Regions from separate parts of the Homo sapiens genome. Here region 2 is linked to region 1. A link is a loop called in an ENCODE intact Hi-C map of the cell type or tissue named here. Cell type or tissue: dorsolateral prefrontal cortex. All regions are shown on one strand. Links, peaks and the distances in the headings refer to the core of each region. The heading gives the core; the rest is flanking DNA.

What was found. Hi-C counts contacts between places; a loop is a spot of excess contacts. Peaks named below come from ENCODE experiments on the same cell type or tissue, not always from the same donor. Only the 100,000 strongest peaks of a DNase experiment are listed, where the experiment ranks them.
Region 2: it touches region 1 in a loop (3-fold over the local background); 1 of 110 quality-filtered maps calls a loop at or near these places.

What each region holds. Positions count from the first base shown.
Region 1 is chr20:24,691,875-24,707,209 of GRCh38, forward strand. No RefSeq gene overlaps it. Among named protein-coding and RNA genes, the nearest start is that of LINC02967, 220 kb to the right of the region's middle. In dorsolateral prefrontal cortex, for the core only: no CTCF peak of the experiment used is centred there; a DNase peak (open chromatin) is centred at 7,717; H3K4me3 peaks cover 587 bases; H3K27ac peaks cover 1,648 bases.
Region 2 is chr20:24,469,047-24,484,381 of GRCh38, forward strand. It overlaps SYNDIG1 (synapse differentiation inducing 1), which reads left to right and starts at 583. Exons shown (of 4, transcript NM_024893.3): 1 at 583-707. RefSeq lists an enhancer at 10,413-10,914. In dorsolateral prefrontal cortex, for the core only: no CTCF peak of the experiment used is centred there; no DNase peak of the experiment used is centred there; H3K4me3 peaks cover 1,231 bases; H3K27ac peaks cover 3,562 bases.

The DNA.
Region 1 (15,335 bases), core at 3,204-11,203:
TTCCAAGTAACCAAGCCCCACCTTATGCCTTGGCTAGGAACTGGCCCATTCTCTTCCTGCCACTAGCCCTCTAGGAAACTTCGACAGGTGCCCAGGTCTCCTGGGTGTAGAGAGCACAGCCTTGCTCCACAGCCACCAGCTTGTGCTGAGAGGAGACGCTCAGGTGGGATGGAGCTCTCTGAGCTGGTTCTGCAGGAGTTGAGCTGGCTGCCACCGTGGAGCTCAGAGTCTAGCTGGTGTGAATCCAGCAGACCCACCCGCAATGTGCCCCTGAACCTGGTTCCCCTCTCCTCCCTGTAGCCTTGTTCATCATGTGCAGATGGATGTCTTCAGACTAGAGTATCTGCTCCATCAGAGGCTTCTGCCACCATGGGATATTCTGCTCCTGCCCATGCACCACAGCAGCCACCAGCCACACCTTGCTATTGAGCACTTGAAATGTGGCTGGTGCACCTGTGAAGCAGAATGTTTTATTTAAACAGCCACATCCTGCCAGTGGGCAAAGTATGGGACAGCGCAGGTGTAGGCAGGAAGGTGGAAAAACGCATCCCAAGAAGAGAGAATAGTTTATATGAGGCAAGGAGACTGCAGCTTGGATGAGCCCAGGGTCGGGAGGAGGGCCTCCTCTTTCCCTTTGCACACCAGCCTGGGTGGTCTTAAAACTGCAGCGAGGTGGGCCCTTGGCATGGGGAATGCAGGACTGCAGGGTGAAAAGAGGGCATGGTGCGGGGCCAGCCAGGGCTGAGGAAGCGGCCAGTGATGCAGAGCTCCATGTCGGCAGGGCCCCATCGACTTGCTCTGGCAGCCTGCTGGGGCCTGGGTACAGGTTCAGATCACAAGTGCAGGCTCAGAGAAGCAGGGAAGGATGGTGTTCCTCGATGGCAGTAACTCCATGCTGTGTAGTTCACTGTGGAGACAGCACAGAGCCCACCAGGTCCAGCGTTGCAGGTGCGTTGGCCTGAGACTGCAACACCACTGACCGCTTACTCTCGAAGACTGAGCTACTGCTGTGGTCCCCGTCCCTCACCTCATGGCTGGAGGGTGCAAAGCGGAGCCAGGGTCAGAGCTTCATGTGGGACTGGTGACAGTGCCGTGACTGGCAGGCCCCAAGTCCCCAGCACTTCCTCTAATTAAGGGAACTTGGCATGTCCCTGGGCCTCTCTGAGCTTTAACTTCATCTTTAAATTGTGACTTGTAAATGGATCAAGCTTCTCAAACTCTAGTGAGCCTGAGAACAACCCAGGGTGCTTGTTTAAAATATAATTCTTGGGTCTCTGGACTGGATTCTGGAACAGAAAAAGAATGCTAATGGAAAAACAAGTGAAATCTGATGAAATCTAGAGTTAATTAATTGTAATGAGCCAATGTTGCTTTCTTATTTTTTACTAATGAACCTTGATACTGTAAGATACTATTAGAGGAAGCAAATTGGGTGAGGGGCATATGGGAACATTCACATTATCTTTGCATATTTTTTGTGACTCTAAAACTATTGCAGAATAAAATGTGTATTTTTTAAAAAGCTTGTTCCTTACCCCGACCACAGCCATTCTGAATTCAGTAGGTTTGGGGGTGGGTCCCCACGGGCTGTGATGGGAGTGATCAGCAGACCGGGTTGGAAAACACTGAACTTTGTTCCCATGGTGCTAGCTGGAACCACTCCTGGGTCCAGATTCTCTGAGGTGGCTTTCCACCCAAGCAACAGGGGCACAGCCAGAAAGCAGGCCACAGATGCCAGAGAGTCAGAACCAGGCCTGGAGTCTGGAAGGGCCAGAGAGAGCTGAGGACACAGGAGATGAGAAGTCCAGATGTCAGCAAAGAGGGACGTGAGGGGACAGAGCTGGGGACTCGCCTCCCTCACTGCCCCATGCACCTGCCATGAGTGCCTGCAGTGCATACCTGTGTGGTGTGGGGGGCACCCTGAGCACCCACCCCCGAGTTCCACAGGTTCCACTCCTGGGAAAACACATAAGGAGCTGGTGGCGGAGGCTCTGGGCCTGAAGTCAGAGCTCAAGAGTGGATGGAAGGTCAAATCCTTGGATGAAAACGACAAAAATATCAGGAATCTAAGTGCGGAGACCCCAGCCTGCTGCCTCCAGACCCTCCCTGGGTTGGGAAAGGCCATGGCTGAATAAGGTAGTTGGCCAGTGTGGCGGGAGAGAGGCCTCTTGGGAGTACCCCAAACCTCGTGGCACAGAAAAGACCCATGGATTTGTACCCAGGGGGTTGGATAGGGACATTCCAGCACAGACCACAAGTGGCTTACACTGCCCTGTGAGGGCAGGTGTGATCAGGACACACCATGGCCAGGAGGGGCTGGACGAAGTGGCCTGGGCCCTTGGTGGGAGCACGGCCAGAACTCGGCCATTCCCTGGGATCTGGAGGGACATAGGAAGTAGAACAAGGAGAGTGGGGCTCCAGGAGGGCAGCCAAGAGGGCAGCGGTGGTTGCAGCCTCTAGGGTGGGTGGGCCCAGAGAACCTGGGAGGAGGCCCCAGTTCGGCAGACTTTTGCTAGGGAGAGGCAGGGAAGGCCTGGGCTGAAATCCAGGCAGAGGGGGTGTTGCCAAGACACTGACTGGAAGACGGGTCGGCAGGACACAGTCAGATGATTCCTGCCCTTTCTGGGGTGACTTTGCGGCACCTGGTGATGGCCTGAGCTTCTCCATCACCTGCAGTATAGTCCATGGCCCCGAGCATGCACACTGGGACTGCTAGGTCTGCAGAACCCATTAGAAAATGCAGAACTTAGGAATCTGCATCTCCAGGGTTGGGGTCCAGGAATCTATTTTTTTACATCGCGAGGTGATTCTAACGAGCTAATAGGTTTGGTAACTGCCAGAAGAAAGGACTTCCAAGTCCCTAGCTATGGGATCCTGGCCCCAGGGACACAAGCTAGATGTGCAGGCTCTGGTTGTCCCCAGGGAAGTGACTGTTCTGCCCTCACCCCAGCATACCTCCCAAGTTTTAGTGCTCAGCCTCTCCCAGCTGAGTCCGTGGGCCGGAGTGGTTATAGCCCAAGGAGTTATTGCTGCCATAAATTCAAAGAAATGAAGCATTTCGGAAGATAAATTTCTTTTTGATTCCCAGCCAGGCTTCCTTTGGAGAGATGGCTGGAAGTCCATGCTGTCCCTGAGCTGTGTCTCCCTTTCCTTCCTGTGCCACCCCTGCTGTGACCTCGCCGGCGCCGGCTCCGGACAGGCTGCTGCTTCCCGAGTCCCTGGAGGCTTCATCTGAGCCACTCAGTTTCCCTCCCTGGCAGCTCCACGGCCGGGCAAACTTCATTAGTTCCAGCACTTGCTCAAGGATTTTCTGTCTCTCCCTTCACTGTCTTGTTTACTTTTCTTACCTTCTGTTTCTACTTTTTTTGGTTTCCATAAAAATTGCTTGCACAACTGGTTTGGTCCAGTTCTGCAATCAGCATCTGGGCCACTGCCTGCTGCAGGGCTGAGAGTTGACACAATCAGAAACAGTGTCCTGCTGGCTGGGGCATAATTTAGTTCAGATGACACTCTGTGGCCAATGTCGTATTTTCCCCCAGATTCTACTGGAGCCACGCAGAGGAAAATCTACTGCATGTAAAGCTAATGACAGGTCGAATACATCAGGGATTGCTGAGTCTTGGTTGGATAATACAACACATGGATGCTTGGCAAGTACCTTCATTCATTCCTTCACTCATTCACTCTTACAGTGATTCATTGAACAAATTTGACTGGTGGCTGCCCTGTCCCAGGTGCTGTGTTAGGTAGATTCCACCAGAGAGGAAGAGAGGAGCAATGGAAAGGGATGCGTGTGTGCACTTGTGTGGCATGATTAAATATGGATTGTGTAATATATATGATGAAGCAAACATGAGTGGCTATCTAGGCATAAAGAGGTAGTTGCCCTAAGAGCTGCACAGTGGAATGTTTCATGGGAAAGCATTTCAGATGAGCTCTGAGCAACCCCTGAAGCAAGGGCAGGTCCACCAACCACAGGCAGTCTGTATGTGTGCCCAGAGCAGGATGGGAAGAGGAGGTGGTCAGAGACTGGAGGCTGGGGACATGTCCATCCCATCCCTAAGCACCACCAGCCCTCCATGCTCAGCCATAACCTTAACCCCACATCCTCTCCTGAATATCCCCAGGCTGGAACCAGGGCCCTGGCATGTGGGTTGATGAAAACCTTATTAATTTGATGCTCCTCCTTGGAGGCTGGTGCTTCTGGCATTTGCTGAGCAGGTAGGTAGCCGTGTGGTGGGACCCAGATGTTCATAAAACCAAGAACTGCATGGGAAAGAGATTGTTCAAAGTCACTGTCAGCTGAAAAAAGTGACAAGGGCCCTGAGAGGGCAGATGATGTGCTAGGCCCTGAGAAGGAACCAGGAAATGCTTCCAGGAGGGATGGATGGGGCAGGCTTCATGGAAAAGCAGAGGAGGATGTGGAACCAGCTAGTTAGCAGGAGGCGGGTGAGTTAGGTGGGTCACTTGCCAGGAACAGGGAACAATGGAATGGACCCAGCAGAGAAGTGGCAGACATAGCAGTGGCAAGAAGGGGGCATTGGAGCTGGACTTTCAGGGCCTTAAGTGGCAAATTAAGGACTTTGAGTTTGACCCCAAGAAGGTGAAGCGGTCTTGGGAAGTGGCTTTAATGGCTGGGGATGGCGTGATCAACACCACGTTCAGGGGTCGGAGTCTTGTGGCCCAGTGGACTGGGCATGGGCTGGAGGGGGAGGGTGCACTAAGAGGCAGAGGGATGTCCCTTGGGGGCATGAGCTGAGACAGGCTGGGAATGTGAACGGAGAGGACGAGGTGCTGGTGTGCCTTGCCGTGGCTGAACACAGCCTTGTGGCTTCACTGAAACATTCCTCAGAGGCAACCGAAGATTCAGGGAAGAAGCCATGTCCATGGGCTTCCAGCACCAGAAGGATCAACTCTTCAGGCACATATGACAACCTACTCTCAGGTCCTTCCTACCAATTCCTGATGGGCCACCTAGGGCCATCTTGGTTTGTTTAATTTGAGTTCCCTAGCTACTAAAAAATAAACTGGATTTTTTATTTTATTTTATTATTTTGTTTTATTTTTTGAGATGGAGTTTCGCTCTGTCGCCCAGGCTGGAGTGCAGTGGTGTGATCTCCGCTCACTGCAAGCTCTGCCTACTGGGTTCATGCCATTCTCCTGCCTCAGCCTCCCGAGTAGCTGGGACCACAGGCACCCGCCATCACGCCCGGCTAATTTTTTGTATTTTTTTTAGTAGAGACAGGGTTTCACCGTGTTAGCCAGGATGGTCTCAATCTCCTAACCTCGTGATCCACCCGCCTCGGCCTCCCAAAGTGCTGGGATTACAGGTGTGAGCCACCACGCCCGGCCTTTTTTTTTTTTTTTTTTTACTTTGGATGATTCAGACTTTCAGTCCTATGAAAGATTGGAGGCTGAGTAAGTGGACTGTCCTGTCCCCGTGTGGACAAGTGGCCCAGCCACTGCAAGCTGCTGTGTTCTGGAAAAAGGACAATTTATATCCAGGTCTGTATTCGAATCCCACTCTGCTGCTTGGGAAGCTCTCTGAGATTCACGGTTTCCCAACAAAAAAGTGGCATTGTGAGGGCCATAATGGTCTAAGAGGAAAAGAGGAGCTGAGAATAAGCTTGTCACCATCGGGCACACCCGTCAGCATTTTCTTCTCTTCTTCCTGAACACCCAGCAGATCGGACAGCAGCCTCCCCTGCAGCCAGGTGAGTTCTAGCCAATAGGATGTAAGCCAGGGAGCACTCTTCCCCCTTCTGTAGGCTGGATCCAGATGTAGACACTGAGGCCCTAGAGAACAGAGGAGCCACAAGGTGGGAGAATTCCTGGAAGGGATCGGAAGAGGGAGGACAGCTACCTGCCAGCCAGGACCTCGCATTTTCAACTCTTCAGGGAATAAGCAATAAACTTCATACTTGGGACTTTGGACATTATGGGGTCCTTTTGCTATAGGAGCCAGCATTAACCCAAAGGAGACAGATCATGTCATCTGCAGAACCTCTTCCAAGGCAAGCAGCATCAGGGAGATGTGTCTGAACAAAGCAAGGGGATTCGGGACAGAAGAATCTTGACCTAGTCAAGTTCAACTAAAAGCACACACTTGGGAAAGGAAGGAAGCCCCGAGATCACGGCTCTCCCTTAAGACAGAACCTTCCTTCTGCCCAGAACCTTTCAGCATTGAAGCAAAGCAACAGGCCCATGCTTGGGAGATCTAACTCCCCAGAATAAGTGTCTGACCATGTGTAAGCCTTAATCATCTAATGTGATTAGGGTCAACAGCGTGACTTAGCCTAGTGGTGAAAAACTCTGAAAAAGATTCAGGAAAACCCAGATGATCTTGCCTTGCTTTAACTAGGAGAACCAGAACAGCAGGGCAATTGACGTTAACTACAAGACCCAGGCCCGGCTGTTGTGCTCCTCCTGGGAGCATCAGGCACTCACCACACCCCCACATGCCCTGGCCACATCCACAGCTGCTGCTGCAGACACCACACATCTGGGCTGGCTCTGCTGCAGTCCCTCTGTAGTGACGCAAGCCAGAAAGATTCACTTCTGTGTGGATCTGCCACCTGCAGCAGGGCACCTGTCGCCTGTGGTTTTGAACTTGCTAACTGCGGGTGCAATGCAACTGCACCAGTGCATGCAGCACAGTGTGATTCCCACAAGCCGCCTCTCAACTGTTTTCTCCCTTCCTAGCCCAGTGCCATGGCCTTCGGCAACAACACAGGGCAGAGGGGTGGGGATCATCAACTTCTTAATCCTGGGGCACAGGCAGGAAATGTAAGCCAGCCCTGCTCCTGCCTCTACTCCCAAGCATGGGCTGTGACAGCCCTGAAATCCCAGTTCAGCCACTCAATTGCCCTGTGACCTGAGGCAAGATACTCACCATCTCTGAGTTTCTCTCCTCCAAAAAGTGGAGATGATGCCTGCACCTCCTTCCCAGGTTGCTGGGATCCTGAGTCCTAGCCCAGTGCTGCCCAGTATCGTTTGCACCCTTGCCAGGTATGAGGACTGACAAGTCGTAAATGAGCTGTGTGAGTCATTGTTCCTCTGTGAACCTCAGTTTTTTCCCCTACCTGGTGATGGAATAGGCTCGGCCCTGCCTATCCCTGTTGGTGTTGCTGCAGGAGCAGCTGTAAAACCCAGCAGACCATTTACTGCCATGACAGCCTGCCATCACCCATCCCTAACCAAGGAAACCCCAGGTGACTTTTGGGATGTTGCAGGAGGCAGAGGGGCCTAGGTGACTCTCAGTGGCAGCTACAGGAGCCCAGTGCTCCCAGCACTCACTGCCTGAATCAGATGTGGGTGCGGAGGATGGACGTGCAGGGATGAGGGCCCTGGGCTCATCGGAGCCTGTGGCCATGGCAACCTCATCAGGAGCTCCATGTGGGGATTATTAAGGAATATTTGCATTAATTAAGAGTCCAAACATCTTCCTTTTCCAGGCAGGGACCTGACACACACATGCCTCTCTCCAGCCTCTAAGTACCCTTGGCTATGCCTTGGGCAGCCTGCTGGGTGCTGGAGCGGGTCCTGCAGCATAAGGATTCTGGCTCTGCTCTCCAACCTCTCAGAACCTCACTTGCATTGACGCATTTCCCTCTACTGCTGTCCCCAGCCTTCTAAGTGAGCCATCAGCAGCCTCAAGTGCATCATCCATCTGCTTTATTCACAAAACAAACCATCGTTGCTGGGCTGGTCCGGACTCCGCCCTCCCTCTTTGACATCATCATGAACAATAGTCATTGTTTTGTTTGAACCAAAATTGTCTAATGTTGTACAAAAATAGAGTCACTTTGAGTCTTCCAAAGGACATGTGACATCCTGGAAGCTGGAACAAAACCCAAGCCCCAGAGGCATCCCACAGATGACCACAGTGAACCTGGATGTGCGGGGACCCAGGTGGAGCCCAGAGACTGGGGACAAGAAGGTGGCTTGGAGGAAGAGGATAGGAGCCCTCCTGCAAACACCCCTGACTCTGCAGTGGGGTCTCACCTGAGAACTACCCCCATAGTTTCAGCAGGGCAGTTCTTTGTGGAGACAGTGGGTGCAGAGACCAGCAGGTCAGCCCCAGGGCGAGCAGCAGACCCCATGGAGAGGAGCCCCTTGCTGGGGGGTGGGGGAACTCACTCCCCATAACAGGCATGGTATAGCCCTTCCTTCCTCTAGGCCCCACCTGTGGCTTCTCTCCGTAGAGGTCCATCCTGCTCTGAGCCTCAGCCACATAAAACCTCCCTCCACACCCACCAGGAGCCCCAGCTCTGCTGTTGGGCCTGCTCTAGCCACCTTCTCTTCCATTTCCTGAAGACGTTGCGGGACCTCCCATCCCCATTTCATGAGCACAGAGGACTGGGGAGAGCAGCCCAGAGTCAAGTGGGTGTGAGTGCCTGCTGCTCAGATGGGGTCCACACATGCCCCTCCTTCCTGTTTGTTCCCCCAAATTCCTGATTTTCACCTTCCTTGCAGGCTGGGGATGAGGAACAACCCCCTTCAGAGCCCAGCCCTTATCAGAGTCCACACCTCCCAGACAGAACGGCTAAGAAGGCACACAGACCCCAGCAAGTCAGACCTGGAAGCATACTCACTGCTGGAGGCCTGGGGTCCTTGGTACAGGGGAGTTCCCCTGGTTAAGGGAAACCTTAGCCCTTGTCTGGGCCCAGCTGTATGACCAAGGCTGGTATCCAGGCCCTTAGCTTGGACACTGGCAGCGCTGCCCACCTCCCTGATGTCTTTGTCCCCTGCTGTTGGCTGGGTTCCTGGTCTGAATGATCTGAGTAACCCACAGCAGCATGGCCGCTATCTGTTGCCAAAATCCATTTCATCCAATGCCCAGAACCTCCTGCTGTCCCAGTCCACCCCTGGATATTGACAAGGCCTGGGTGAGCCAAGGACCTTCCACAACACCCTGCATTTGTGGGCTGGCCAGCTTCCTGGGGAACCGTCCTCCCTGGGACCCTCCCCAGTCTCAGCATGTTCAGTTCCCACTGGCTCTCCTAGGACAGTAACTTGTCCCTGTGCATGTAGCTTGCATCACCCTCGATATCAACTTCCTAAAGTGGTGGCCTGGACAATGAATTTCTAAAGACAGTGACACCAAAATATGTCATCCATCCCCTGTGTTTCTCTCATGATATGAGGTTGACCTGCCTCTATTTGAGGGGTGTCTATGTCCTCTGAATCTAAGTGGACCTTGGAAACCACTCCAACCAATAGATCAAGGGAAGTCACACTATGTGGCTTCTGGAACCAAGTTGCTTCTCTCCTGGGTCCCGTGCCTCCTGGAGCCCAGGGCTACCACGAGGGACATTGCCATGCAGGAGGCCATATGGAGAGAGCACAGGGAGCCTTGGATGCCCACAGTGCCCAGCTGGTCAAGCCTTCCTGCTGCAGCCCCGGGTGTCCTGGAGCTAAGACAAGCCCTCACACGGTGCTCGGCCCATGTCCCCAACCCACACACCAAGAGAGCAGTACATACGGTTTTGCAAAGCATTGAAGTTTGGGGTAGTTTGTTATGCAGCCATAGTGACTAAAATAATCTGTGTTTCTCCAATACAGAAGGCTATATTAGCCAATAATCTGTGTTGCTTGGGCTTGTAGCCTGTGGGAAGCCCTGGGTGTAAGCTGGGATGTGATTATGCTCAATTATAACATGAGAGGAGGTGGCAGCTCACTGCTCTTCAGTGGCTCTGTTCGTCCTTGTTCTTTCATATCTCTTAATCCAAAGGCAGCTGAGGCTTTTTCTCTGGGTCACCTTAGAGTCCTCCATTGTCAGTAACAGTAAAAAGGCAAGTGTGCAAGAGCTGAACTAGAAATGCCTGGTATTACATCCCTGGCCTGTGCAGATAGTGGGAGTAGACCTACACAAACGTGCTCTCCCCACAGAATCGCCTCAAGGAGGGGTGACAGATGCCAGCCTGCCACAGCAGCCAAGCACAGGAGACACCAAGGAGCCAGCATGTGCCCAGGCCCCTGGATCTCCTACTGCACACTCCATAAGGACTTCTGGATTTGGGCCATGTTTCCAGGAAGCAGCATAGTAGTACCTGAGAGTGAAGAACGACATGGCCAAGGTCTAGTCATGATTTTAAACAAGTTATAAATGAATCACGGTGCATCCATCCACTGGCAGACCGTCCCGCAGAGCTATATGTGCATGTGTGCCTCTAGAAAGCTGTCTGACACTAGCAGTGAAGGAACACTGAGGCTGCAAAACATCATGTCACCTTATATTTCATGTATGCACACACACTCACACACACATATGCTATTAAGAAGAGAATGGTTGTAAAGAAATATGTGCTAAATGATTAGTGGTGATTCATTCTCTCCAGCAAAAAATTATACAGAAATTCTTCTTTTGATATACTGTATATAAAGCTGAGATTTAAAAAAAGATATTAAAAGACTTTTAGAAAGAAAATCTGCTGCGCAGGTAATTTTGCAGCAGCACTGGGGCTCTCAGGAGGTGAGGGGCTGCTCTCCTCCCGAGTCTTGAAGTGCAGTGCTGCCCAGAGGTGGAGGGCGGGGCAAGGGACAAAGGACAGGGAACAGGGGCAGGAGCAGGGGATGGGGAGGGGACAGAAGACAGGGAGTGGGACATAGGGGGCAGAGTCAGGAGACAGGGGGCAGGGAGCAGGGGACAGGGGAGAGGAGACAGGGGCAGGGGACAGGAGACAAGGGGCAGGCTCGTGAATGAGGTGCCCAGGGCTTTCAGTCCTGGGATCCCCTGACCAGGGCCACTGGGACCAATGCTTCTGAAGCGGATGCATCGTTGCCAGGGAGTGGGGCGGGGTGGGGATGGCATATTGGCCTCAGTTCATGCTCTCCATCAAGCAGTCCTGAGTTTGAACTGGGATTGGTATTAATTTCGATTCCCTACAAAGCAGAGCCTGAGATGAAAGCATTTGTGCCTGCACTGTCCTGGGAAATAAGACCTCAAGGAAGCAGAGCTGCCAGGGAAGGAAAGCGAGGCAGGGAAGGAGAGGGGCCAAAACCCAAAACCAAGGGATGCATAGCTGGACCTGCTGCCGGGCCGGGTCCTGTGGGACTTCTTCAGGGAGCCTGAGGGTCGCCGTGGCTTGCAATATGAATATGATGTCAGCCTACATAGAACAAGAAGCAGTCATCCACTGGCTTCCATCTCCTACTGACCAACATCTACCCCGTCACCTAGCAGCTCTCTCACCCTTCCAGGGTGCAGCATCTGGCCGTCCTGGGCAGCTACGGGGAGACTAGATCCAGGAAGGGTCTGTGTCCTCCAAGACATAAGCCACCGGGCGGGCAGGGGAGCACCAAGACAGCAGGTCCCATCACTGGGGGATGGAGCCCCAAGAGAGACCCCCACTCAGTTCTACCGAAGTGAGGAGGAGCCACCTTATCTTCCTGGAGGGTCATCAGTACCACAGGGCAGAAAACCAAGATGCCAGGGTCCGTCCTGACCACATGGCCAACTCTGGGAGCAGGAACTGAGCCTCGACTTCCTTCAGCCTACCTGCCTGGTGGCTGCCTCCAGGGTGAGGCGAGGCAGCAGGCAAGCTGCCCGCACGCAGGAAGCCCTCTACATGCTCCTGGCTGGAAGCATTTGTGTTGCCATCAGCATTTACATCGCAACAGGAAGACTGCTCCACATGGGCAGTGGCGGTGGCTCATGCAGTCTGCAGAGAGCCCACTGTTAAATGTCTAGCAATTCGAGGAGCCGGTTGTCAAACTATTGGTAGCTTGAATTCTGCAATAGTGGGAGGGTTTGCACCACAGAAGTCAGAAGATGCTACAAATTGGGGTTTGTTGGTGTCTTTTTAAAATTTTCCTTCCGGACTGCTGGCTTACTAGGTCACCACTGCTCAGCGCCATCATTTTTTTTTTATTTATCAAATTAAATGGGAGAGGGTGGTCCTAGAATTACCTGCATTGTCTCCCCTCTGGTGTCTCGTTTACATGCAGATTTTGGGATCCCACCCCAGACCTCTCAGAGCTAAATCTCCAAGGGTAAACCTAGCCCCTGTGTTGGACTGGAAAAGGTGATTTGCTTTATGCACGGTTACTTGAGGGACCCACTTGTCCAGGCATTCAGGTGCCCAGAGTCCAAGGTCTGAGACTCCAGGAGCCCTCAGCCATGTGCTTCTGCCCCATCACTCTCAGTCACCTCTCAGGTGGAGCATTTTTCTTTTCACCTCCCTTTCTCATCAACAAAGCCTCACTGCTTTGACAGTTACAAAGCGTCCTAATTTACCGGCTTTTCCTAAGGATGTCCACGTTGGCCGAGTAACTCATGGCTTTAAGCCTGAAACTTAAAAGGCCCACACACTTATGGCATGTAAGTGGCAGTGAGACCTTCAACGCATGAGTCACCCCCTTTCAAAGGTACTCACAGACATCTCAGAGAACAGAGGTCACAGCCATCCCAGAGCACAGGCCTTGGACCCACATCTTGGCATCCCCGGAAGCTAACAAATGCCAAATCTCCTGACCCAGATCTCTTTCCTCCAGACCAGCACATCTCAAACCTTAACCTGCCCACGAAACACCTGGAAATCATGTTAAAAGGCAGATTAGGTTCACAGGTCTGGGGCAGGGCCTGAGATTTTAGAAATTATCAAGCTCTCAGGGGATGCTGATGCTGCTGGTCCAGGGACCACACACTCAGTCTCAAGGGTCTCTGATTCACCGTTACCCATGGAACCTTGTGGAAGAGAGAGTAAGAGCTCTGACACCATTACAGATGAAAGGATTCACTACATTTTTTATATTTGTTTCTGCTGCCTGCTACCTTCTCTTCTAGGTGTGTCTCAGCTAGGACCCCTAGACTTTAGTTTCACTTATTGATTGCCACAGAATGCTTCAAAACTTAGAAGCTTAAACAACAAAAATTAATTTGAGCTGGAGCTCAGCTGGGCAGTTCTTCAGCTCCAGGTAGCATGTGCGAGAGCTGGTGCACCCCATGTTCACATACCTGGGGCTTCTCTAGAGAGCTAGTGTGGCTGGGAGTTGATCAGACATGTGAGCTCTCTCTCCCTGTGATCTGACCACCAGGGTAGTTTGGGCTTCCTTATAGCTTGGTGGTCTCAGATCACTTGGAGCTCTTATGTGACAGCTGCCTTACACAAGAAAGCATTCCAAGAAGACAAACCCCCATGAAGAAACATTGATCAGGTCTCTGCCTGTATCGCACTTGCTAACATCCTGTTCTCAACAAGTTACATGGCCAAGCCCAGAGTCAATGGGGAAAGGGCCTACACAAGGGTGAGAACGCCGGATGGTGTGGTTCACTGGGGCTGCAGATACAAAAGCCTACCATAGCCTCTAACTTCTGATTCCCACACTGGTGTTTATTCATCTGTCCTTATCTGAAGTTCAATTCCCATAGAAATTATCTCACCTAATAGCTCATTTGAGGGAGTCTTGGATCTGTAGCAATTATCAGAAAACTGCTTTCTGAATTCAGCTTCATTAGAACATTTAAAAGGAAACAGTTCATTAGAATTTCAGAAATACTCATTTTCATGCAAGACTTGCTTGCTTAGGTTATTACATTGAAAATTAATTAATTCTTTTAGTCATATTTTTAATGGAGGAGGAATTTAATTCTTTGAATAATATGACACATTTCTGCTGAAGACTGACAGCTGTGGGTATTAATCACTGTTCTCATTTCAGAACCTATTCTCCCTGCCCAATTTCATTATTTCATGGTGAAGGAATGGTTTAGAATTGCCACTGGCAAAAAAGGAATTTGGACCACAAGCTAGGGTACTGTTATTACGAATACGGTGACAAAGAGGTTGGGAGCTTCACCCAAACCCTGAAGATTTCACCATCCCACACTCTGTGGCCCAGCAGCACCAGCTAGCGGCATCATCGCCTCACATTTCAAAGTTGCTCCTGCACTTATATCTAGGGTGGCTTATAAGAAATGGGCAAAAGATCACATTTTCCTTAAAACTTTTTGTCCACATATTTTTATTAAAAAAATAAAGAGCATGTTAAAAATGATCCAGACAGATCAAAAGAATGTGCAATGAAAAATCATTTTCTTTCCACCCAGCAAGGCTGGACACCAATCCTCAGCATTTCGGAGACAGTGAGTCCAGTTGCTCACATTGTGTGTGTGCGTGTGTGTGTGTGTCTGAATGTGTCTGTTTCACATCCACTTTTGAATGTTTGCTAAAGAACACTTCAAAACTTAGCAGCTTAAATAACAGGAATTAATTTGAGCTGGGGCTCAGCTGAGCAGTTCTTCAGCTCTAGGTGTATATGTGAGGGCTCTAGAAACCCAGGCTGGAAGTTACTTTCTCTGAGCTCCTGGAAGATATCATCACATTGTTTCCAGGTTTCCATTGCTTCTGTTGAAAAGTCAGATTAAAGCATATCTTTTTTTCTGGACTCTTTAAAGATTTTTGTCTTAGCTTTACTATGATGTGCCTAGATGTTGTTTTCTTCATACTCAAAGCCCAATTTCTTTGGATCTGTGGTCAATGTCTTTAACCAGTTTTACAGTTTTCAGCAGTTATCTCTTTAAGTATTATTTCTGCCCTATTTATTATTCCTCTCCTTTTCAGATTCTAATTACCCATATATTCGATATTTTTCATATGTTCTATGTCTCTTAAGGTCTTTCTCTATTTTTAATTCTTTTTTTCTCTTCATGCTTTAATTTAGACATGTTCTTCAAATTTATCTTTCAATTCACTTTCTCTTTACCTGTGTCCAATCTGCATTAAACTCATTCATTGACTTAATTTTAGTTATTTTATTTTCCACTTATAAAATTTGTATTTGATTCTTTTCTAAAGCTTCTGATTTTTGACTACATGTCTCACTCTGTTCTTTAATTTTCTTTAACATATAAAGTGAACTTAAAGTCTGTATCTAACAGCTCCTATATTTGGATCCCCATGGGCCTGTTTCTAATGTCTTTTGTTGATGCTGTTGTTATTGTTGTATTTCATTCATGTTGTCTTATTGTGTGTTTAATTATTTTAATAAAAACCTCTTCCTTTAGTTAGAAGTTATGTTTTTCAGAAAGGGTTGATGAGTGACTGTTCTTCAGGTCCAGGCATGTTTGAAAATATCTTCTTTTGCTTTTATATCAAAATAATTGTTGAGGAATTTAATTCTTGCATTATTTTTTCTCTAATAAACTCAATCATATTACTTGACTTGCTACTTGCATTCAATATTGCTGTAGGAAAAACTGAGACCAAGCTAATCTTCCTGATTTTTTGTAACTTGCATTTTTTTTTTTTTTTTTTTTTGAGACAGAGTCTCGCTCTGTCACCCAGGCTGGTATGCAGTGGCGCCATCTCGGCTCACTGCAAGCTCTGCCTCCT
Region 2 (15,335 bases), core at 4,095-12,094, 220 kb before region 1:
GGTCATTTTTAACCTCAAAACCGAACCGCAGCCTGGGGAGGCCTTTAGGACCGAGGGGAGCCATCCCTTCCTCTAGTCGGGCAGCAAATTCCTGTCCTCCTAGTCCCCCGCAGCTATCCCCCGCCCCCAGCCTCTGTGGCCCTCACATTGTCAGACACTGGCCGCGGGCCACCATCTGGACGCGATCCCCCGCTAGGGCCTCCCTGGTCTGGGCCAAAGTTGGTGGCCACCTTCGCGCGGGCTGCGCCCTCCTTCTCTTCCCTGCCCTCCTCCCCCGGGGCCCGCGCCCGCTGCCTCCAGCACGCGCGTCGGCAGGCTCGGCAAGCGAAGAGGAGCGGCTCGCCCCAGGGCGCCCCTCGCCCAGCCTGCCGGCCAGGCGAGCGCGACGAGAGTCTCCCCGCACCCCTTCCTCTCCCGGGGGCCGAGAGGGTTGGGCTCCGCCCCGGCGCCGCAGCTCCCGACTCCCCGCCGCTCGGGCTGCCGCCGCTGCCCCGCGCCCGGCGCTCGGGGCAGCCGGGGGCGCAGGCGGAGAGCGCAGGGCGGGGAGAGGCGTGGGGAGCAGAGCGGCGCTGAGGGGAGGGCAGAGGAGGAGAGAGCCTGGCAGCGGAGGAGCAGAGGCGGGCGCCGCACCGCCCCGCACGCTCGCTCGCTCGGGAGAGTCGCGGGCGGCCGCTTGGGCGCACTTGCCGGGTCACCTTGTCCCGGAGGTAAGTCCAGACCTCCCGGCCGCGGGGGCGGGCGGAGGGGCCCGCAGTGGGCGGGGTCGCGGCAGGGGCCGCGAGCTGGCGGCGGGAGCTGGAGGCTGCCCTGCGCTGGCGGGTGTCCTAGTCCTGGCTCCGCCTCGGAGCGCGCAGACCCGGCGGCGGCGTGGCGCCCGCGGTAAGTCCGGGTGGTCGCCGCGACGAGACTTGGGAGACACGGGGTCGCAGGGCGGGAGGGGGAGCTGAGCCGGCAGAGAAAATGCCCAGGAAGGGGTCGATGCTGGCCTGGGCTGCACCTTGGTGCCTTGCCACCCCGGGAGACGCGAAGGGGCTGCTGTGCGAATTCGATGGGAGCTGGTGAGACCGAGAACTGAGAGCGTAGCGGAGCCAGGCTGCCCAGCAGGGCCATGAGGGCGCGCGGCGGGCCAAGGCTCTGCGGGTTCGGGCTGCCCCTCGGAGTGACCCGAAGGAGACCAGCCAGGGCTGGTGAGCCGGGCGGCCACGGAGCTGGGGACCTAGGTCTGTTTGGGAGTAGGAAGGGAAACAGACTAATTCTCCGAGCGGAGCGGCAGGCAAGGTGCAAGCGCGCTTGGGATGGGGAATCCCGACGGGCGACCGTGGCGGAAGCAGAGACTCCTGGAGCCTCTTTCCTCTAGCCAGGACAAGACCTGCCTTCAAAAGCTGTCTGGCCCCTGGCAGCCGCGACAGCCTGCAGCCCTGGGAGCCACAGCCCTGGCGCCGAGATGGGAGCGAGCACATACGCTTTTTTGGTTCCAATTTGAATCTCGCTTTTTCCTAGTCGTGATTTCTGCCTCTTCATGTGCACTCTCTGGGCAGTGAGGAGGAAGGAATGGCTCACTGGATGAGTTGGGCACTTTTCTTAGGGAAGGGGCTTTGTCCCTATGCGCTTTTTGCAAGACCCTACTAGAGTGGCTCTGGCAGCCGAGCTTTGAGGAGGCGGCCAGAGGGGCCGCTTGGCGTTTCTGAAAGACGAGAGGAAGGGGTCTTCTGGTAGTCCTGTTTTCCTTTGGGGGTTTCGTTGCACGCAGAGGCTTGGGCGCTTGGCACCCAGACTTCAGGTGCGCACAGTCCTCCTGCGACGTCAGATGCGCTGGCGCCGCGGCGCTCCTGGCTCGGACCGATGCCTGCGCCTTCCCTGGCCACGTCCTGGTGTTTAGTGCAGCAGACACCGGCCGAAGGCTTGGCTGATTGGGGGTGTCGAGGGGAGGGGGGCTGGGCGTTACACAGTGGCTCCGTTTTCTGGTTGGAATCAGTTGGTGAGGCGTGCGCGCGCGAGTCCGTGTATCTGTCCGTCTCCCTCCTACAGCCCAGCGTGTTTGGTCTGAGTCCAAAGAAGGAGGTGGTGTGTGTGCTGCGTAGACCTGCGCCTGTGGGGTGAGCAGCCTCATAGCCCCCAGAGCCGGCCAACTTCTCCGTGCTAGGCTGCGACCTCAAGGGCTGCCGCGTCGGGGATCGGAAGTGGTCTTCAAAGAGGGGTCTAGGTCGCGAAATCCTGGCAGCAGCCGAAGTGAAAAGGAGCTGCTAGGAGGCGGGCGGGGGGCAGTCTGATGTCCGTTCTGGCGCGGACAGGAAGAAACTGAAGTCGAATTTTTAGTTGAATTGCGTGCTCTGTGTTTGGCGGTGGTGTGGCCCGTTCTTTTGGAGGTCCACACCACAGGTATGAGGCCTGTGGGCCCTGAGGAAGCGCGATCCCCTTAATTCCTCCCTCCCCTCTCTCTCCACCGCCCGCCCCTTTGCAAGGAGCAAGCCTGACAGTAGCTGATCGGCGCCCTCTCTCACCCTGTCCCCATTTCCTGCCTGAAAACGGAATCCTCATAATCAAGAGGGCCTTGTTAAAAAAAAAAAAAAAAAGGAAAGAAAAGATGGAGAAACCTATTTTTAAACTTTTTTATTATGGAAAATTTCAGTTGTACACAGTGACAGACAGAGAATAGCACTGAAGCTTTGTGTACCCCCCACCCAGTCACCACCTGCAGTTACCTTTGGTAGAGTTTTGGAGGCCACAGAGTTTTGGAAGCCTTGTTTGATGAAGTATTTCAAAACTCATTCCAAAATGCTAAGTATTGGATAGTAGGTTAATTAGCTCCATTCAGTCATGACACATTGTATACGCATATCACAGCATCATTTTGTACCCCATAAACATACACAATTATAATTTGTTAATATCTGATAAAATAAACCAATTCAGTAAAAATACAAAATCACTTTGATGTAAACTTCAAAAAAATAAAAAAACCATTCCAAACTCACTTCACCTCTAAACACATCCCTCTGTATCTCCAGCTGATGACATTTCATTTTATGTTCACCTATCAGAAATGTCAGTTTTTAATAACCCCATTAGAGTATAGGTGATATTAAAATAAAAATGAAGGCCCCCTCCATTCCCATTTTAGGGTAGAAAAGGAAAACCTGCCAACTTTACTTGAGGCGTACAGGGGTGAGATATTGAAGAAGGAAAGACAAGTCCGGATCCTGGGAAGACAGATATGTTAGCAATAGGAACAGACTCATTCTAATTCATGAAGGGCGTGAACACGATTCTGGTTGAGCCATGATAGGCAAGAGAATTTTTTTTGATAAAAACTTTAAAACTCAGTTCAAAAATTATAAGCAATTAATTTCTTCCACATTTAGCATTGAGATAAATTAAAAGTGCTCTACCAGACTTGAGTTATTTTTCTCATTAATTTTAAATCGTATTTTCTAGGGAGTTATTACTATTATCAGAGAATAGAAAGTTGTTTTCTTATGTAAGATTTCTATCTGAGGCACTAGTCGGTGCTATTCTGAGGTTCATGGAGAGTACTGAACATTTCATTGTCTAATTAGAAAATGTTTGGTCATCCTCCAGGTCACACCTGCTCTGCCCTCTGAAAAGGCTCTGTGCTTGCTGAGATGTGATATTCACTGTGACTTCTACTGTCTGGAGAGGCATGGCACGCAGGGAGGCACTGGAGGCAGTGGGAGGGGAGGCCCTCCCTCCACCAGCCCCCTCCCATTCTGCACACCTCTGTGCTTTCCTGTATATAAAAGCAGTTCCTAAAAATTGTCAGTGATGTTCTTAGAGGAGTCAGTCAGACTTTTGAATACCTTTATAAAGTGCACTATTTAAAGGTGTCCTTAGTTAACCTTTTGTAAGATGAATAACCATCTTGTAGGTGAGCAGTTTTATGTCCTGTCACCCATCCCCAAATAAAACCTTGTCTTTTCATGACTCCAGCTTGACCCTGTGCCCCTCACATTGGCCTTTCAGACCCTCATGCACATTGGAAAATGCAGGCTCCATCTCAGAGTAAATGTACCGCTGTGGCCCATAGTTTGAACAGATGTCACATTATCAGCAAAATTCTTTGAATGAGTGGGTAAAGGTGACAAGGACTGAAGTATGTGGGGTGTTAATTTGACAACACCAGCAGAACACTAGGGGTAAATGACTAGCAAAACAGCCTCTTGTATCAGTGGAAAGTTGCATAAGGTCATTTTGGGGCAGTGCACTGATAGAAGTTTTTGGAGCCTTAGCTCTTGACCCGGCATCACTACACTAGGGGCATGGTGTCAAAATCTCTACAAAGCAGTATTCAAAACATTAGAGATAGGCTGACCAGGTCTCTAACCACGTCACCAGAATTAGAATAATGAAGTTGTCGGCAGGAGGTTTGAACAAATGTGGTTTCTCAGCATTCTCTGTGCAAGATGCCCATTTTGAATGATTCCTGAGAGATCCTAAACTTGTGTTCAAAGAGCAGATGAAGTAACCCGGGCACCAGCTATGATTCAGTGCCCTCATGGTTGCTTTGCTTATGTCCAGGCAGCATATTGGATTGCACGGGGAGTGGGGGAGGGACGCACTGGGGAGACAGGCGTGCAGAGTGTCTCCTGTCTCCAGGCTACTCCCTCTTTCCCCCTGGGCCTTTCCCGAGTGCCATGAGCAGACATAGGCTCCAGAATCTGGAAGGTCCCATTTGTTTTCTCAGAATGCCATGTGAATACAAATTTACCCAGAGAAACATTGAGACAATGAAGTGTCCTCAATCCAGTGTCTTTTTCATTTAACAAGCTGTGACAACATTAACGCTTGGTTTTCAAAATCCTGGAAAGAATATGGTTGAAAAGAAATGGTCTCAGAAAAGTGACGTGGTTTGTCTAAGATCATTCAACTAGCAAGCAGCAGAACCCAGAGTCTGGAGCCTACAACCTGCCATCAGCAAGAGTGAGGACTGGGACAGTGTGTTTGCACTCACTTGGGGTGGATGGATACATGCACAGGAATGTACCCAGGGTGTGTACATAGCCATGTGGGCTAAAGATTTACAGGAATGGATAGGAAAGGCATGTGAGCAATAGCTTATGAAATTTATCCTTAGCATAACTAAATTAGATTCATATTATGTTATAAAACTTACATGATGCATTCTCTAAGATGGAAACATTTTTAAAACAGATTACCAACAGACCACCACCCTCCATTTATAATATGTGATGATTCAAGATGCAAGCATGGTTGGATGACAAACTGTAAATCATCTTAAACTATTGTTTGATAAATGACCTGTTAAACTACCAAAAACAAAGGAAAATAGAAACTCTAAAGAACAACAACAGATAAGCTTCAGGATCAAAAATAACTGCTAGAACCAAAAATAACAGAACCAGGAAACATTAAACACAGGTAGAAAATAATAAAAATAAAAGCTGTTTCCAAAGGCACAACCCAGGGGATAACCTTGCCTGTTTAGTCGCATAAAAAGAATTTAGGAGTTCAGTTAGCATTATTTCAGAGAGATGGGCCTTGCAATCCGTGTTCAGTGTGAAAAACTTTTTGCTTGGTTTTTAGTTGTTAACTGAATTTTTGTCAATAACATTCATTTTTAAATACTGGGGTGGCATTTAGAGAATGAGTCTGAAGGAGAGAGTACTTGCGTGGATTTCAAACTGCGTCTTTCAAGAACGGCTCACTTAGGTTAAATTTCTATTTTGAACAATTCTTAGGTCTCCAACAAGTTCAGTTGTAATCTATCACTTGGCCTCACTGGGCAGGCGCCCGCTTTCACACGTTACCTCCATCTGTTTCTTCCTTACCTTTCCTCTATTTCAGAAAACTTCAGTGCCCAAAACAAAACCAGAAAGCAAACACATTTCAGATAATTAGAACCACAAAAGTTTTATTCCATTGCCTCAACTTTAAACTACAGATCTTTCTGAAAGGGAGATACAGTAATCTTACCTCAAATACACTTGGAACCACCCCCCATGCCCCCACTTAGAAAAGCAAATAAATGAAATGTTACAGAAACTCACTCTTCTGTCATGAGTACAATAGGCAGTTTTTAACTTCCTCCTATGATCTTGGTCCTCACATGTTGGTGGTACAGACCCTCAGCTAGCATGGGTCTGAGATGCAGGAGTTTATTCCTGAAGATGCTAATGGGATTAAGTCCTGGGACAGTTTCCCAGTGGAAACCCAGTAGCCATGCTGGGGAGTGGCCTGAGGCATTAGCTTTAGGGTAGCCCCCAGGGAAGCCCAACTCATCCTACAAAAGATTGGTACCAATTCCATTGTTAATTATTTGCAGTTTCTAAAAGTGCATTTAAGAAAGCCTATGTGTTTCTGTAGCCAACCTTCATGTCTGACATCTCAGCCTCAGCCCATCACCCATGTGTCTCCCTTATAAGAAACCTTGTCCTTATGGGTCGAGTGCCCCATGGGATAATGGCACAGGACCAGTAGGGCAGTTGAAAGAGTTGAAATGTGATAGGTAGTGTGCGTGGTTTCTGACATGCTGTCTAAGCACAGGGGCTGGCCTGGGCTTGTAGTCATAGATGATTGACTGTCATGGATTGACTGTAAGAGGCACTCGTTTGCCTCAGATCTCCCATGGAAACCCTGTATTTGTGAGGACCTTGGAGAGGACCCTGCACAGGGCAGTCCCACCAATCCTAACCTAGTCTTGGAATGCTTTCAGACATCTCTTGCCTGTGTACGATTCTGGCTTTACTTTTCTCTCCCAATTCCTCACCGTTTCCATAGTGCCTTTGTGACAAGTGGCTCCACAACAGAGAACTGTGAGCTAATTAATGTGCATAGTATCTTTTTTTTTTTTTTTGAAATGACGTCTCACTCTATCACCCAGGCTGGAGTGCAGTGGCACAATCTCAGCTTACTGCAACCTCCGCCTCCCGGGTTCAAGCGATTCTTCCACCTCAACCTCCCAAGTAGCTGGGACTACAGGCGCACTCCACCATGCCCGGCTAATTTTTCTATTTTTAGTAGAGTCGTGGTTTCACCCTGTTGGCCAGGCTGGTCTTGAACTCCTGACCTTAAGTGATCTGCCCGTCTTAGCCTCCCAAAGAGCTGGAATTACATGCATGAGCCACTGTGCCCAGCCTAATGTGCATAGTATCTTAACAGTTTTTTTTCTTATATACTAAACCCAGAGATACAGCTCATTCATTTCAGTACTCTAATAATAGTTTAATACACTAAATTTCCTCACAAAGACAGGTTTTTGTTGAAAGCTAACTTTGAGTCAAGGGGAATAATCTGTTTTGTTATTTCTAAGTTTATTCTCTGCCCTTCATTATTATCCTGATCTTTAAAAGCTGTGGATATTGGCCGGGCGCGGTGGCTTACGCCTGTAATCCCAGCACTTTGGGAGGCTAAGGCGGGCAGATCCCTTGAGGTCAGGAGTTCAGGACCATCCTGGTTAACACGGTGAAACCCCATCTCTACCAAAAATAACAAAAAATTAGCCGGACGTGGTGGCGGGCACCTGTAGTCCCACCTACTCAGGAGGCTGAGGCAGGAGAATGGCGTGAACCTGGGAAGTGGAGCTTGCAGTGAGCCGAGATCCCGCCACTACACTCCAGCCTGGGTGACAGAGCAAGACTCCAACTAAAAAAAAAACAAACAAACAAACAAAAAAAACAAAAAAAAACTGTGGATATTAAGTATCACACACTTTGTTCACAATGGGATCATCAAGGCTCTGCTGGAAGCCTCTCCTAACTGCTCTGGACTTGGTAAGGACCCTGCAGCCTGCAGCACAGCTGTCCCACTAAAGTAGCCTGGAGCAAGGAGAGTCATTTGTCCAGCTGCATCTCTGTCCTTCTGCCATCTGCCATGGCCCTGCTCCTGTGGGTCCTCTTGTGTAACATTCATTGGTACACTTGCTAATCTGAATGTTCTGGGTGTAGGTGTATTAGCTGTAAATCGGAGCCCTAGATATATTTGAGGACATCACAGTCTATTTTAGAACCATAGACATGAAATGTATCTGTTGACTCAATATGTGCAGAATTCTGTAGCTTCCTTCCTTGCCTATTGCTAGACCTCGAGTTTCTGATTTGCCACATACCTTTCCAGGAAAAACATGCGTCACACTCTTGGGACACAAAAATGAGTTTGCATCCCTAATCTCAGCAACGGTTCTCTCTGTTGCTCTTCACATGCCTACAGGGCAAAGTGGCACAGGGCTGCTTAGTGAGTGCTGGGGTGACCAGGTGGCCCTACCGTCTCACCATTGATGTTGGGCCATAGCCCGTCCTCAAACACACTGTTTTGTTTTTTTTTTCTTTTTTTACCAGAGCAGGGCCACATGGACACCTCCCTCCTCCCTAAGCTTTCCTGCATCCCATTGATTGTCTTCAGTCACCTATCTGTCCCACCCAGAGTCTGGCACTGCAGTTACCAGCTAGTCTGTTCTGCTACTTCAGCCTTGCCCCCGGTGCACCTGGGACTGTAGCACCCAGACTCATAGACAGTGGGAACAAAGGGCTTCCTGATGGTCTCTGGATCAGAGAGCCAAGCTGTAACCCATCTGTGATTGCCCTGCCTCTCCATCATCTTGTCCTCCAGTGATTGCAATGCCCTGGATACCTGCAGAGGTTACTGAGGGGATGGGGTATACAGCACCCCACTGCCCCTGGCTCCAGTGTGTCCTGTACATTATGCAGAAGGCCAGGCCAGTGCATGGAAGTGGAGTAGGGAGAGCCATGGCTCTGGGAGATATTTGCCCTTCAGGGGAGACTGAGGCTGGGGTGCGATGGAGGGGCTGATGGAAAGCCCAGCATTGGCCAAAGAATAGACCTCAGTCACTAGCACTTCTACACGGTTATAGATACTCCAAACTCCAGGTGTTTCTGTGCTGTCTGGACCTAAGACACAGACGTGGGCTTCCAGCATTACCGACCTCAGGATTTGGCTCTGGGCTGGACAAGAACTCCACCCTGCCAGTGGCTGAGCATCCTCTCTTGGTAGAACCAGGTAAGCCTGGTGCCTCACCACAGGGCCGCCTGGCTGCCCTAAAAGGGTGGCTCTGCTCTTCAGGTCTGGATGAAATAGAGGTGAGCTAAACAATTGTGAGGAAATAAAGGGAGCTCAAACCCGAAGGGTCAGATTAAAGCTGGCAGGGCCTGTTTGGATGTTGTCATGAAGGAGATTCAGGAAGACCACCAGCTTCAACCATTGGTGCCTTATTGCTTCGGTGTCTGTCTCAGGGACCAGAGTGGCAGCGCCAGGCAGGGCAAGGGAGGAGCCCTAGGAGGGAGGGGTGGAGACTGAGCTTTGGCTGTTATTCTGTGTGACTCCCTCGGCGAGCTCCCCAGATGCCTGTTTGACACTTGGTGGAATGAAGAGACCCAGAGGGCTTCCCCAACGTGCCGTCCAGCCTCACTGTCTGCCAGAGGCAGAGCCAGGGCACAGGGACCCAAATTTTCAGGGCTTGCTTGCTTTTGTATTTGTCTCTAAAGTGCATTTTTTCTCACCCACTGTACTTAGTTTTCTTGGCATTGCTGGAACCTAGAATACTGTTTGGGACAATGACAGACCCCATGCACCGTAGACAAACAGATGCAGACAGCTCCAGCTTCCAGCAAGCCCCAGGTAGAACACAATGTGATGAGGACATTTCTCCATCTGTGCTTTTCAGTGGTTTCCTGGGAGGAGAGCGCCACAGCCAGTCAGGGGCACCATGGGCAAGGGGAGGCCCAGTTCCTAGGCCAGGCCAGGAGTCATGCACTTAGAAAAGTCAGGGAGAACAGAAGCCTCCCACAGAACTCACAGGCAGGCAGAGGGGAAGCTGCATTCCTGTAATGCCAGAGGCCAAGACATTTAGAGAGAATATCGGATTGAACTCCGCAGGACAGCAGGTCGACTGTCAGACCTCGTGGGCACTGTGTTCTTGTCTCGCTCTCAGCATAAGGCTTTTCCCGGAAGATGGAAATGTTCTTTCTCCTTAGACACTGCCCAGAAATGCTGATCTTCCTCGAATTTCTATTCAGAGCTTTAAATATTACAGAAATATATATTTGGTGAGTTGGGCTCTGCCAACTGTTTCAGTCTCTCCATAAGACTAAGTTGGTGCCTAATTAGAGTAAAAACAAGGATGCAAATTGCTTCTTGGGGACCCAAATCAGAGGGTCTCTGTCTCCACCAGAGCCTGGCCCAGCCCTGGAGAGTGACTTGGGAGCCCCGTCCTGATGGGTTCTTCCCGCTCCTCTGAGACCTTCTCCCCGAGCCCTCACCCTCCTTGGATTCCGCCTGCCAGGCCTTCTTTGTCAGAATGGAGTGGCCCCAGGGGCAGGACTCACCTCTACCAACTGAGCTTTCCTATGTGCACAACTGGCTGCCCTAGATATTTTCCTGTCCCTACCCCTTACCCAAGGCCATCTCTGGGATGTTCTCTGGGGCAGCAGCCTCAGTGAACCCATTCTCTATCTGCTCCCTCCAGCCCCTCAGGCTTCCCTTCCCATGCCCCTTCCTCTGATAATGATACTCAGTAACCCAGGAATCCACACCAGAAACTCCCTAGCCCCTGTGCTTCTTCCTCTTCCTCATCACTAGATCTAAGTATTTCCTGCCTCTCTCTTGCATCTTTTCCACCCTTGGCCCCATATGCACACTCATCTCTTGCCAGATCATCTCAGTACCGTCCTGCAAGCTCTCCCTGCCTGCTGCATTGTGCCTCTTGCCTCCAGGACTGCCAGGAGAGTGAGCTGTCTCAAGTGCAGATCCGCCTCTGGGGCGCTCCTCTCGAAGCCCCCTACTGGCACTGGACAGGCTGCTTGGGAAAGATACAAGGCAAGGCTGTCCTGTCAGTCCCTGTTCACCCTCCAGCCTCATCACCATTTCTCTAGGTGCCCAGAACACTGAGTTACTCCTGCCCTGCCATGCACAGGTACATGTGCACACACAAATGCCTGCACACACACACACTCCATGGTCCCACACGTGCACGCGCGCACGCACACACATTACATAGTCCCACACCTCCCCCACCTGCAGTTGGCTACCTCTTGCCTCTTGCTAATCTCCTTTGAGGTTCAGAGGCTTAGCTTGATCATCACCTCTTCCCAGCATCCTTCCTCCAAGTTTGGCATCCCCGCTTCTAGGTGTCCTTGGCACCTGGGCCCATCCCAGCACTGGTGTGGCATTAGCAGAACAACCGAAGATGAAATATCTACAAGTAACTGTCAAGAAATGTGTAAGACCTATATAATGCTATTTCAATCAGAATGCCAATATTATATTGCCTTTTGAGCTTGACAGAATTATTCAGAAGTTCATGAAATTTAGGCTACAGTACTAAATTTTTTTCAGTGAAGAAATGTCCTACCAGATAATAAAACGAAGTGTTCAAATTACGTTAATTGACCTCAAATCCATTAGGATGGCTACTGTCAAAAAAATCACAGAAAATAACAAGTGTTGGTAAGGACGTTTGGAAATTGGAACCCATGTGCACTACTTGGGGAACTGTGAGAGGACGTAGTTGCTATGGAAAATAGTGTGGAGGTTCCTCAGAAACACTAAACATAGATTTGCCATATGATCCAGCAGTCCCACTTCTGGGTATATATCCAAAATAATGGAAAGCAGAGTCTTGAAGAGATATGCACATGCCCATTTTGATAGTAACATTATTCACAATAGCTAAAACGTGGAAGCAAGCCAAGAGTCTATCAGCAGATGAGCGGATAAGCAAAATGTGCTAAACACATACAGTGAAATATAGTTCAGCCTTGAAAAGAAAAGAAATTCTGTCATAGGCTACAACATGATGAACCCTGAGGACACTATGCTTAGTGAAATAAGCCAGAGACAAAAAGGCACATACGATATGGTTTCACTTATCTGACATACTGAGAGTTCTCAAACTCAGAGGCACAAAGTACAATGGTGGTTGTGAGGGTTTGGGGAAGAGGAGATGGGAGTTATTGTTTAAAGGGTATAGAGTTGCATACGTGCGAGATGAAAAAGTTCTGGAGAACCCTTGTGCAGCAATGTCAATATACTTAGCACACTAAGAAATGGTTACGATTATGTAAATTTTATGTTGTGTGTGTGTGTGTTTTTTGCCACAATAAAAAAAAACTACATTAATTGGAAATGTAAGATTCTAGTTACTGGTATGTAGTTAACAGGCTATTCTGATCTACTGTTGCATAACAGACTGCCCCCAAAACTCAGTGTTCATGGATCTGTGGGTCAGGAATTTGAAAGGGCACAGTGGGGACGGCTTATCTTTGCACCATGGCTCCTGGGGCCTCAGCTGGGAAGACTCACATGGCTGGGGCTGGAGTCCTTGCCCAGGTTGGGCTCACTCGAAGCCTGGACCAGGAGCACCTACACGTGACCTCTCCCTGGGTTTCCTCCCAGCATGGTGTCAAGGGGGCCAGACTTCATATGCCGAGGCTTCTGCTCCAAAAGTGAGTGTGAACATGGTCAAGACTGCACGATCTCCTGAACCGTCTCCACAGCCACTCTGGGTCAGCGCCACAAGATTCTGCTGATTATAGGCAAGTTTCTAAGCCAGCCCAGAATCAAGGAGGCAAATTAGACCCCACTTTTGAAGGGAGGTGTGTGAAAGAATTTATGAACCATGTATTCAATCTGCCATGCAGACAGGTAGGTCAGACAGAGAGCTCTGAAACAGATGCCAGCCCCAAGAGCCTAATGAATGTGTGGGAGCTGGCGGGGAGAGCTGAATTAGTCAACATGGAGCACTTTGGAAGTAGGTAGTTGGACTGTAAAGTCAATTTATATCTCCCTATTTCATAAAAAGTTCTGAATGTATATAAAAAGCATTGATAAATAAATATTCTAGAAGCATGAATAAATTCAGCCTGAACATCTTACCGTAATCCCAAGTGAAAAAAAATTGATAAAGATTAAATATATATATATGTACACATTCTATACAACAGGCACTGTAAACAAAATTGGAACGCATATAATAATCTGGAAACAAACATTTGCAACAAATTAACAAATGCTTAATAATCCTCACAGAGCAAATAAGAAAACACAAACAACCTAATTAAAAACTGAGCTCATGCCATGGAGAAAAAGGTGAGAAGAAGTGGAAATGACTAAGAAAGAAATACATGGAAAAACATATGTGCATTTTTACTTGTTTTTTGGTTTTTGTTGTTGTTGTTGTTTTTTCTGAGATGGAGTCTCACTCTGTCACCCAGGCTGGAGTGCAGTGGTGTGATCTCTGCTCACTGCAACCTCTGTCTCCCCTGACCTTGTGATGCACCTGCCTCAGCCTCCCAAAGTGCTGGGATTACAGGCGTGAGTCACCACGCCCGGCCGTGCATCTTTACTTGTAATGATGAAAATGCACATGAAAGTTAGGGAAGACACATCTTTCCAAAATGATTGCCCAGCTTCAGAGATTCCAGTTGCTCAGTAAAGGCACCTGAGGCAGCCTTTGGGATCACTGGGGAGGTTGAATCTCTTGTCTTGAAAGTTTCACTGAAATGTTCACTGAGGTCCTTCCCCTATATCTGTGGCCACACAACAGAACCACTAAAACATTTCTAAGATACACGCAGAGTATGTGTATCTTGCTTCCAGTAATGAACTGTCAGAAAAAAACTAAATGCCTGTCAAAAGGGGATGGTTAAATATGATGCAACTATTATGATGTTCTTAAAATAATGATTAAATTATTCTAAATCCCTTGTCCATTGGCCAGGGCTGTGCTGGGTATGTATTTACATGGATCAATGTCCATGGTAAACTACTAAGGATGGAAAGCTAAAGGAAAATATGTTGAACATTTGTGTGAATATGTTATTCTCTGAGAGTTTAAATATTTATTCAGATAATTCTTGAAAGCTGTTCTCCACATTGTTAATGGTATGTAGCCATGAAGAGTAGAATGGAAATAGGAACTTCCATGGTTTTAATTTTCTATGCATTGGTATGATTTGAATTCATAAATATGTGTTGTTTTTGCAATTTAAAAAACCTATTTAAACACATATCTATCCTTTGGAAGTAATCAGAGGTCTGGATGTAATGTTTCGGCTACACGTTCACATTCATACCTGATTTGGGGGAAGTGGAAAGCCTGGAGCCTCCTAGAAGTTGAGTGAAGGGTGTCTTTGTCAAGCATGCAGTGCACGTTGTGGTTGCAGTGTGACGCAGCAGGAGTCCAAGCCGTGGGCACTCACACGCATGCAGAGAAAGGTGTGCATGTGTGGAAGGGACTGCAGGAGATGCCAGTACTGCCACGAGTAGCTCCAGGCATGGGGTTACATGTGGATTTCATTTCCTATGTTATGTACTTTTCTGATTTTCAACTTGATCCTTGATTACTGTTTTGATTAGGAAAAAAAACCCAAAAGTTTAGAAATTGTTTTGCTCTCTCTCTCATTTGACTGAAAATCTGTTTCTTAATCATATTTTATGTTCCCACGTCCTATGCCCAGAGCTAGCACACATTATGTGCTCAGCCAGTGTTTGCTCTTCCTGTACTTCCCCTGGGCACCTCCCTGCCCCTTGAAAGAGCGTGCTCTGCATTCCCACCCAGGAGTCCCAGCCTGAGGAAGCCCCTCTCCTCTGAGCACGCGTGTGCACGCACCTGCCTGCGGCTGACCGTCTTGGCTCTAAGCCCCACAGCAGTGGATATGTTTTCAAGAGTAGTTCGTTCACCACATATTGAGTACTTGCCATTTGCTTGACCTTGTGGCAGACCCCAGAGACAGAGATGAAAGGCTTTGGTCCCTCATGGAAGAAGGGCATTCAGAGGCCCTGCCTAGTGTGCAGGGCCTCACTTTGCTTGACACGGTGCAAGTGCAAGTGGCGATACAGGCAGGCCAGCGGGGATGCTGCGTCCAGATGCAGCCAAGACTCGGAATGCGAAAGAGTGACTAGCCTGGAGGAGTAGAAATAAGGGGTCTTCTCGGCAGAGGGTGCAGGATAGGGCAGAGGTCACAGAGGCCTCCGCGCACCTAGGAGGTGGAAGTTGGATGTGACTTCAGAATTCCGTCTGCATCAGTGGTGTTTACTGAGATCCAGGTGCCCACACGAGAAACAACAGATGGGGTCAGACGAATTCAAGTGCAGTCCTGGCTACCTACTGCTGCCCAGATTGCCCCAAAATGTATAGCATGAAAGCTGCTGAGGGTTGGGAATTTTGGAGGGGTCGGCTGGGCGTGTTCAGCCCCATTCTCTCAGGCAGGTGCTGTCAGAGTGTATCTGGAGCCAGAAGAGTGGGGGGCCTGGGGCTACTGGGGGTCAGCCAGGTAACTGTAACCTCAGGGGTGCTGCACGTGGTCTCCCCACATGAACGATATTGGCCTTTCTCACAGCATGGC